2 separate regions of the Homo sapiens genome follow, and region 2 is linked to region 1. A link is an interaction called in ENCODE POLR2A ChIA-PET data of the cell type or tissue named here. Cell type or tissue: Panc1. All regions are shown on one strand. Links, peaks and the distances in the headings refer to the core of each region. The heading gives the core; the rest is flanking DNA.

Region 1 (4,400 bases), core at 129-4,128:
CCAGACCCAAACCTGTCCTGGAGCATGTGATAAACCAGATGAGCCTGGAGTTCAGTTGTCACCACCTTCTCAAACACAGGCATCTTAATTAAAAAATTATAAGCTATACTTTTGCCAAGGATTCAGATGAAACATCAAAAGGGTAGAAAAGGGTGTCTTTCTTTCAGTTAAAGGACAGGCCCAAGATTGGGGGATAAGAGTGGAAAATCAGGTAGGTGAGAATCCAGAGACAGACCAAAACTGAAGCTCATCCCTAGTGAGGGGACCTTTCCCATTTTGGAGACAGATTGTGCTGTACTGATGACCATGTGCATAAACAAGCCTCTTCTCTCCACTCTTCAACCTTGTCTTTAAAAACAGGCCTGTCCCAGCATGTGGGGAAAACATACAAAGCATGTTGAACTCAGATATGAATCTGAATGCTGTGGAAAACAGCCAAAAAAGTGGCATCTTCTCCACCACTGACGATCCTTTGCATCCCTCTCCTCCTTGCAGGTAAATGAGAGCTGGAACTCAGCCTTGGCTCACAGCAGAAAACAATTCTAACCCAGGGCGCATCCACATTCGTGGGGAAATGTTCAAGTGCTTGATCATAGATGCAGGAAAAAAAAGTCTGATTTGTTGGCATCAGACCTAGTCTTTAGATGGGAAAACTAATAAACATCAACCTTGAAGACAAGAGACAAACATTTCTTCTCCAGAAATATACTGACAGTGACCTTATAGTCTTCAAACATTTGGGCCTTTAAAATAAACAGACTTTTGTAAAATATCTAATTAACAGCTAAAAGTTGTAAGTGAAGGCTGGAATATTGAGAAGATAAATAATTGGATTTCATTTATCTTCAATGCTCTAAATTTTTGCTTCTTCCACCTTTGCCTATAGGATGAACACATCCTGAGAATGCAGGCCCAGGCAGAACCAGGGACAACACAACTAGCAGACGAAGTTGAATAATGACTCTCACCCAGACCTCCCTTCACTTTGGTGCCCAGAATTTGGTCTTGTAAAAGATTCAGACATCCATGCTTCTCTAATTAGAATAGGCTTTACTTCTATAGATAAGCACAGGTAAACCAGGAGATTAGAATCTATACAATATACCTAGAACATCTTTTTAGAGCAAGTTTCACTTGAAGATTTAGGGGAAGGGGTGTTAAGAAATGTTCTTTCACTTTAAGAGCAAGTCCAGTGTTTTTAATATTGAAGTATGGATGACTTACAGGACTATGCCTAATTTGCAGGAAATTTGAATATAAAACACAAGACTTTTTGGTATTTTACTTTATGATGGGCTTTTGGGGTCCTCATCTGTAATCTTTCTGCAATACCAGCACAACCTTTCCATTTCAGTCGAGAAGTCTGGTCCACGATGTCCTAGGTAGACCGTGAAGCTCTGAAGAACATGTGCCTTGCACTTGCTCCTGGTTCAATTTGTCCATTGCTCATCATAAATCTCAGAGACACCGGAGAGAACCAAGCATCACCAACAGTGACTGATATGGTTTGGCTGTGTCCCCACCCAAATCTCATCTTGAATTGTAATCCCCATAATCCCCCCGAGTCGTGGGAGAGACCTGCTGGGAGGTAATTGAATCATGGGGGTGGTTTCCCCTATGCTGTTCTCGTGATAGTGACAGAGTTCTCACAAGACCTGATGGTTTTATAAGCGTCTGGCATTTCCCCTGCTGGCACTCTTTCTCTCCTGCTGCTCTGTGAAGAGGTGCCTCCTATCATGATTGTAAGTTTCCTGAGGCCTCTCTACTCAGGCATAACTGTGTCAATTAACCTCTTTTCTTTATAAATTACCAGACTTGGGTATTTCTTCATAGCAGCATGAGAACATATGAATACAATGACCAGTTATGGATGAGAAGTGCCCAACTGCACAATCTTATCGATTTCATACCACCAGGTCTCACAGAAATGGTACGGAGATGTCTCAAGCAAGATCAAATCAGAAAAATCATGACTCCATGAGGAGCCAGGCACAGTGACTCCCACCTGCAATCCCAGCTACTCAGGAGGCTGAGGCAGGAGAATCACTTGATCCCTAGGATTTGAAGCTGCAGTGAGTTATGATCATACCACTGCACTCCAACCTGGGTGATAGAGGGAGACTCTATCTCTTAAAAAATATATATCCATAAGGGTAGAGGTCTTTATTTTGTTCATGAACTTATCCACCAAGCACATAAAACAGTTCATGCTCTGTAAACATATGTCGAAAATTAATTCTATATGCTACTTCCCCAAACATTATTTTCTAATTATCTTCCCAAATGGCTAGTTAGATGAAAATCAGTTGTCTCTTGTACCATTCTACATTCAGAAGGAATGAAAGGTATGCTATAAGGAAAGGGGAGTGTGAGTAACTAATTTGAAGGAAAAAAGTAACCAAGGTTTTCAGTGTTTGTGGATGGATATATAGACATCTGTCCCTCTTTGAGTCATTGGGAATTTGACATCGTTTCCCAGAGCCAATAACTGTTTGTCCTGTTGGGAAGCCTCTGTCTTGCACCATCAGCCACATAGCAATCTCCTCTGCTCAGCAGTCACGCTCCCTTTCATCCACTCCTGATGAGGTCATTTCCTGCCTGGCTGAACCAGGGGCTTAGTTGAGAGTGAGCTGGCCAAGATTCAATCAGGGTAAGCCTGAAGCTGTGTGCTTGAACTGGGGAAACGCTTCAGGAGTCACAGGAGCGATCTCTTCCATGTGCGGATGGGATGCATTTAACCCTTGCCATTGACAGTGACAGCTTTAGGTCAGGATGGAAGCAAGGCTTGAGGACACAACTGTGGGCTAGAAACCAGAACACCTGGGTGCCAGTGCTGGCTTCCACGATAAATACCTGGGGCTGTTAGGAGGATCAAAGCTTTGGGCAGGAGGCAGGTGTGGGGATTCTGAGGGAAGTTTTATTTTCCTCATGTGGACAATGATGGGGTTGGAATTTATTATCTCCAAGGTCCTTTCAGCTCTAATTTAATGTTGCTCCAGGCATCTCTGAGGATTTCTGAGATAGCCTGGATACCATCTGTGCTGGTGTGGAGGTCGCTACCTCCCGTTCCAAATGCTGGCCAAGGTGACTCTCAGGTGGATTAACCAAAACCACAATTGGGGAAGAAGCTGAGGCTGAGTGCTGATGGCAGATGCCAAGAAAGTGCGACACAACCTGTCCACAACACTCTTGAAGATGCTCAGCCCGGCCATGCCTGCCAGTGTCCAGAGACACTGAGAGGGCCTGGGTGCCAGGCTGCCATGTAGGGCCGGGGAGGAGCCTACACAGGACGGTGCATCGGCAAGGAATGAGAAGTCAGAAAACTCTCCAAAGACACCTCAAAGGATTCTGGTCGGCCAACCAAGCACCAAGTGGTTTGTTTATGGGGCAGGAGAATACGTATAAGTGGATGAGGCGGGGCCTTGGGAGAAATCCACTCTGAAGTGAGCCCAGATTATAGACCATCTGGAAGAGCAGCTAAGAGCACTCTGATGAACGAAGAAAGAGAAGGCATGCCGCTAAGACACCAGCACATGTTAGAAAGGTGCAGAGGTCAGGATGGCGTGATCCTGGAGTAAGAATAAATAACCAATCAATTGAACAGAATAAAGTAGAAGATCAGACCCATATTTCTATACACATTTCTATACAAATGTGTACAAATGTATACATTTCTAAACAAATGTGTTTCTATACAAATGATAGCTACACATATAATAAAAGTTTGATTTTAACATTAGAAAGGAAAATAGATTCTTTAGTATAGGGCTCTATTCCTAACTCACATCATATACCAAAATAAATTTCAAATAGATTACAGAGTGGCATACTGAAAATTACCAATGAAAGAATTGAAAGCAATATAACTAAATACCTATCCAATCCCTGTCAAGGGAGTGTTTCTAAGCATATGCACAAAAGAAGATATAATAAAGGAAAGGACACTATGTAGAACTGTAAGAAAATTAGAAATTCTCTCTAAAACTTAAAATGTAATAATAATAAAATTTTAAAAAAAGAAATTCTCTCTATAGAAAGGAGCACTAACTAAATTAAAAGATGAACAATAAACCAGGAGGAGAGAAGTTAGAACAATTTGACAGGCAAGTGATTAAAATTCTACATACGGGGCTTCTAACAAGTCTGTCTGCCTATCACTAGCTATGTGACTTTGGGGGGTCATTTAATTTCAGACTTCTATTATATTAATAGGGATAATAATCAAATATATTTCAGAGGATTGCAAGGATTATAAAAGAAAATACATGAAAATTAGCATAGTAAAGGCTTACTAAATTGTGGCTGCCATTATTATCAAAAGTATTATTATATCATTATTCATTAGTATAATAAAAGAATACATGATATTTATATTTATATATAATAAATAAATTATTATT
Region 2 (4,400 bases), core at 183-4,182, 49 kb before region 1:
GAAGCAACAGAAGCTCTTTCCTTAACCAGTTGCTTCCATCGGCTCCACCTATAATGAGAAATGCTTAGAGCTGATGCTGCAGTTTGGACAGGTGAATGATGAAGATTGTGGATGGGCCTTATTTCCAATTGCTAATAGTAAAAGTAAATACAAGAATATTTAGCACCCAACAAAGTAAAGTTTCCAACAAAGATTAACAGACCTATGCAAAAGCAGGAAAACATAATTATTAATAGAGTAAATAATCAATTAATTGAAACCAACCCAGAACTGACATATATTAGAATTGGCAAAGATATTAAAACGGTTATTATAATCATGTTCTAAATGTTCCAAAATTAATTTTAAAAATCAATGAAACGTATAAAAAAGTCCAGATTGAACTTCTACAGACAAAAAGTATAGTTTTGCTAACTATAATGTAATGACACATGAGACATGGCAAGAGAAAAGATTAGTTAATTGATGATGTAGCAATATAAATTGTTCAGATGATAGGCACAGAGAAAACAGAAACAAAAGAAATTGAAAAGAGTATCACTGGGCTTTGGGACCACTTCAAGTGGCCTAAGATATGTATACTTGGAGTCTAGACAGAAAAATATTTGAGGAAAAAATGGTTAAAACGTTTCCAAATTTGGTGAGAGCTATAAATCCACAGATCTAAGGAACTCAATCAACACTAGCCACAAGAAATATAAAGAAAACCACACCAGGGCATACTGTAATCAAAATGCTCAAGCCAGTGCTAAAGAAAATGTCTTAAGAGCAGCCAGCGAAACAGACACATTACATACAGAGGAACACAGATAAGGATAATATCAGAATTCTCACTGAAAAAATGCAAGCAAGAAGATAGCAAAGGAACACTTTAAAGTACTGAAAGAAAACAATAGTCAATCTAGAATTCTACACCTAGCCAAAAAAAACATATTTTAGAAGTCAAGGTGAAATAAAGATGTTTTCAGACATACAGAAGCTGAAAGACTTCCTTACCAGAAGAAATGTTCGCCAAAGTCCTTCAGACAGAAGGAAAATGGCACCAGATCAAAACAGGGACCTGCAAAACGAAGCACAGAGCACTGGAAATGGTAGCTACATGGGCAAATGGATGAGATCTTTTCATTATTTAAGTTTGCATAAAAGATAATTGACAATCTAAATGAAAATAATTCCACTATATTTTGGATTTATAATATATGTAAAACAATGGCAAAATAAAAGCCAGGAGAGAAGTAATGGAAGTAAATTGTTGTTAGGTTCTTATACCACACATGAAGTGATATAATATCACTCGAAGGTAAACTATGATAAGTTAAGATGCATGCTACGAATCCTAAAGCAACCACTAAAATAACAAAGCAGTTAGAACTAGTAAACCAAAAACAAAGATAAAAATGAAACATAAATAATAATCTAAAAAAGACAGAAAAAGAAGGAAAGTGAAGAAAGATCAGTAGGAAACAAATAGCAAGATGATAGATGTAAATCTAACCAAATTAATTACATTAAAAGTAAGTCTCTATGTAGCCCTATTAAAAGGCAGATATTGTCAGACTAGAAAAGAGAACAAGGCAAAACTATATGCAGGCTATAAGAACTATACTTTAAAATCAAGACAAAAGTGGGTTAAAAGTAAAAAGATAGAAAAAGATGTGCCATGCTAACATTAGCCAAAAAAGCTAGAATTACTATTTTAATAATAGACAAAGTAGATTTTAAAGCTAAGACTATTTCCAGGTAGAATTAAGGTCATTTTGTAATGATAGAGGGGTTGATCAGTCAGGAGGACTTAATCTTAAAGGTGTACCCCCTTAAGAAATACATGAAGCAAAACTACATGAAGCAAAAAAAAAAAATGAAACTGAGATGAAAAACAGGGAAATTTGTAATTACAGTTGGAGATTTCAAAAACCTTCTCTTCATAATTGGCAAAAAAAAAATCGGATAGCATCAAAAATATAGAATATTTCAGCAACACTATCAACCAACCTGAGCTAATCTAAATTAACAAGTCATTCCATCCAACAATAGCAGAATACACATTCTTCTCAAGTATTAGTTTGGTGCAAAAGTAATTGTGGTTATTGCCATTGAGAGTAATGGCATGGGCTGGGTGCAGTGGCTCATGCCTGTAATCCCAACACTTTGGGAGGCCAAGGTGGGTGAATCACCTGAGGGCAGGAGTTTGAGATCAGCCTGGCCAACACGGAGAAGCCCCGTCTCTACTAAAAATACAAAATTAGCCAGGCGTGGTGGCACACACCTGTAATCCCAGCTACTTGGGAGGTTGAGGCAGGAGATTGCTTGAACCCAGGAAGCAGAGGTTGCAGTGAGCCAAGATCACGCCATTGCACTCCAGCCTGGGCAACGAGAGCAAAACTCCATCCCTGCCAAAAAAAAGAAAGTAATAGCAAAACCTCAATTACTTTTGCACCAACCTGATACATACAGCACATTTACCAAGATAAGCCATATTTTGGGCCACAATACAGATCTTAATGCATTTCAAGTTAAACAAAGTGTGTTCTCTCACCCCCATGCAATTAAATTAAAAATCAGTAATAAAAGATATCTGGAAAATTTTCAAACATTTAAAAACTAAATGACACATGGGTCAAAGAGGAAATTAAAAGGGGAATTACAAAATGTGTTGAATTACAAAGTAAGTTATAATGGAAACACAGCATGTCTGAATTTGCACAGTGCTGCCACAGCGGAACTTAAGGCATAGGCATATGGCCCATACATAGGTATATGGCCCTCTGTTAAAGCCTTTCTTCACAAAGCAGCTGCATCCAGCTTCCGTCAGCATTGAAGACTAAACTCACAATCAAGAAAGCCTCATCCCTGACATGGGACACACCTAAATCCTGTGTGTGCTCATTCTTCCCTGGGACACACCTAAATCCTGTGTGTGCTCATTCTTCCCTGGGACACACCTAAATCTTATGTGTGCTCATTCTTCCCTGGGACACACCTAAATCTTATGTGTGCTCATTCTTCCCTGGGACACACCTAAATCCTGTGTGTGCTCATTCTTCCCTGGGACACACCTAAATCTTATGTGTGCTCATTCTTCCCTGGGACACACCTAAATCCTGTGTGTGCTCATTCTTCCCTGGGACACACCTAAATCCTGTGTGTGCTCATTCTTCCCTGGGACACACCTAAATCCTGTGTGTGCTCATTCTTCCCTGGGACACACCTAAATCCTGTGTGTGCTCATTCTTCCCTGGGACACACCTAAATCCTGTGTGTGCTCATTCTTCCCTGGGACACACCTAAATCCTGTGTGTGCTCATTCTTCCCTGGGACACACCTAAATCCTGTGTGTGCTCATTCTTCCCTGGGACACACCTAAATCCTGTGTGTGCTCATTCTTCCCTGGGACACACCTAAATCCTGTGTGTGCTCATTCTTCCCTGGGACACACCTAAATCCTGTGTGTGCTCATTCTTCCCTTTTGTACGTGTCAGTGATTAGTCCTTTTTAAAAACTTTTTATTTCCATGAATCTATCTGGGGGGAGAAAAAAAGAAAATTTGTTTGTTATAGGAAGATGTTTATAAGGGAAGGAGTAGAAAGAAAAATTCAAAGGACTTGGTGGGTGAGGGTTAATCAGGTGGGGATTGTGCCAATTGAAGGCGCTAAGTATTCAATCACCATCCCTGCGGAGCTTGGGAGCCTGGCAGACACCAGGTGTGATGCTGAGGGCACGGGTGAGCAAGTCAGGAGCCTGGGCTCCCATCTGGTCCTTGAGGGTAGCTTCGTATCTGCACTTAACAAGGCACGTCATCTCCCACCTTGCTCACAGCACAAAGAGGACAGATGCATTAGACCAGAGACACCTTAGACCGGTGTTTTTCAAACTACATCCATTAAAGCATTTGTCTCCTAACTGTTTAAATTGTACGTCCCTACAGTAAAAGTTTTCAGAAGCTACTCCCAGGAGATGTATATTTTTGTGTTTATAAATGACATATAGTCATTCGCTGCATGACATTTTGGTCAGGGAGGGATGGGGGTCCCATAAGATTATAATGGAGCTGAAAAGTTCCTATCGCCTAGCCACAGCCATCGTAACATTGCAGCTCAGTGCATCACTCACATGGTTGGGCTAATGATGGTGTAAACAAACCCACTGCCCTGCCAGTCACGTAACAGTATAGCACATACAATCGTGTACACTATATCATACTAGATAATGATAATAAACAACTATATTTCTGGTTTACATATTTGCTATACTATATGTTTTATCATTACTTGACGTATACTTCTGCTTATTAAAAAAAAAAGTTAACTGTAAAACAGCCTCAGGCAGGTCCTTCAGGAGGGGTTCCAGAAGAAGGCACTGTTATTAGAGCAGATGACAGCTCCCTGCATGTCATTGTCCCC

What was found. ChIA-PET counts read pairs that join two places held together with the same protein. Peaks named below come from ENCODE experiments on the same cell type or tissue, not always from the same donor. Only the 100,000 strongest peaks of a DNase experiment are listed, where the experiment ranks them.
Region 2: POLR2A ChIA-PET joins it to region 1 with 5 read pairs; 3 of 35 experiments call an interaction of 5 or more read pairs at or near these places.

What each region holds. Positions count from the first base shown.
Region 1 is chr6:1,187,998-1,192,397 of GRCh38, forward strand. No RefSeq gene overlaps it. Among named protein-coding and RNA genes, the nearest start is that of LINC01622, 89 kb to the left of the region's middle. In Panc1, for the core only: no CTCF peak of the experiment used is centred there; a DNase peak (open chromatin) is centred at 2,564.
Region 2 is chr6:1,138,883-1,143,282 of GRCh38, forward strand. No RefSeq gene overlaps it. Among named protein-coding and RNA genes, the nearest start is that of LINC01622, 40 kb to the left of the region's middle. In Panc1, for the core only: no CTCF peak of the experiment used is centred there; no DNase peak of the experiment used is centred there.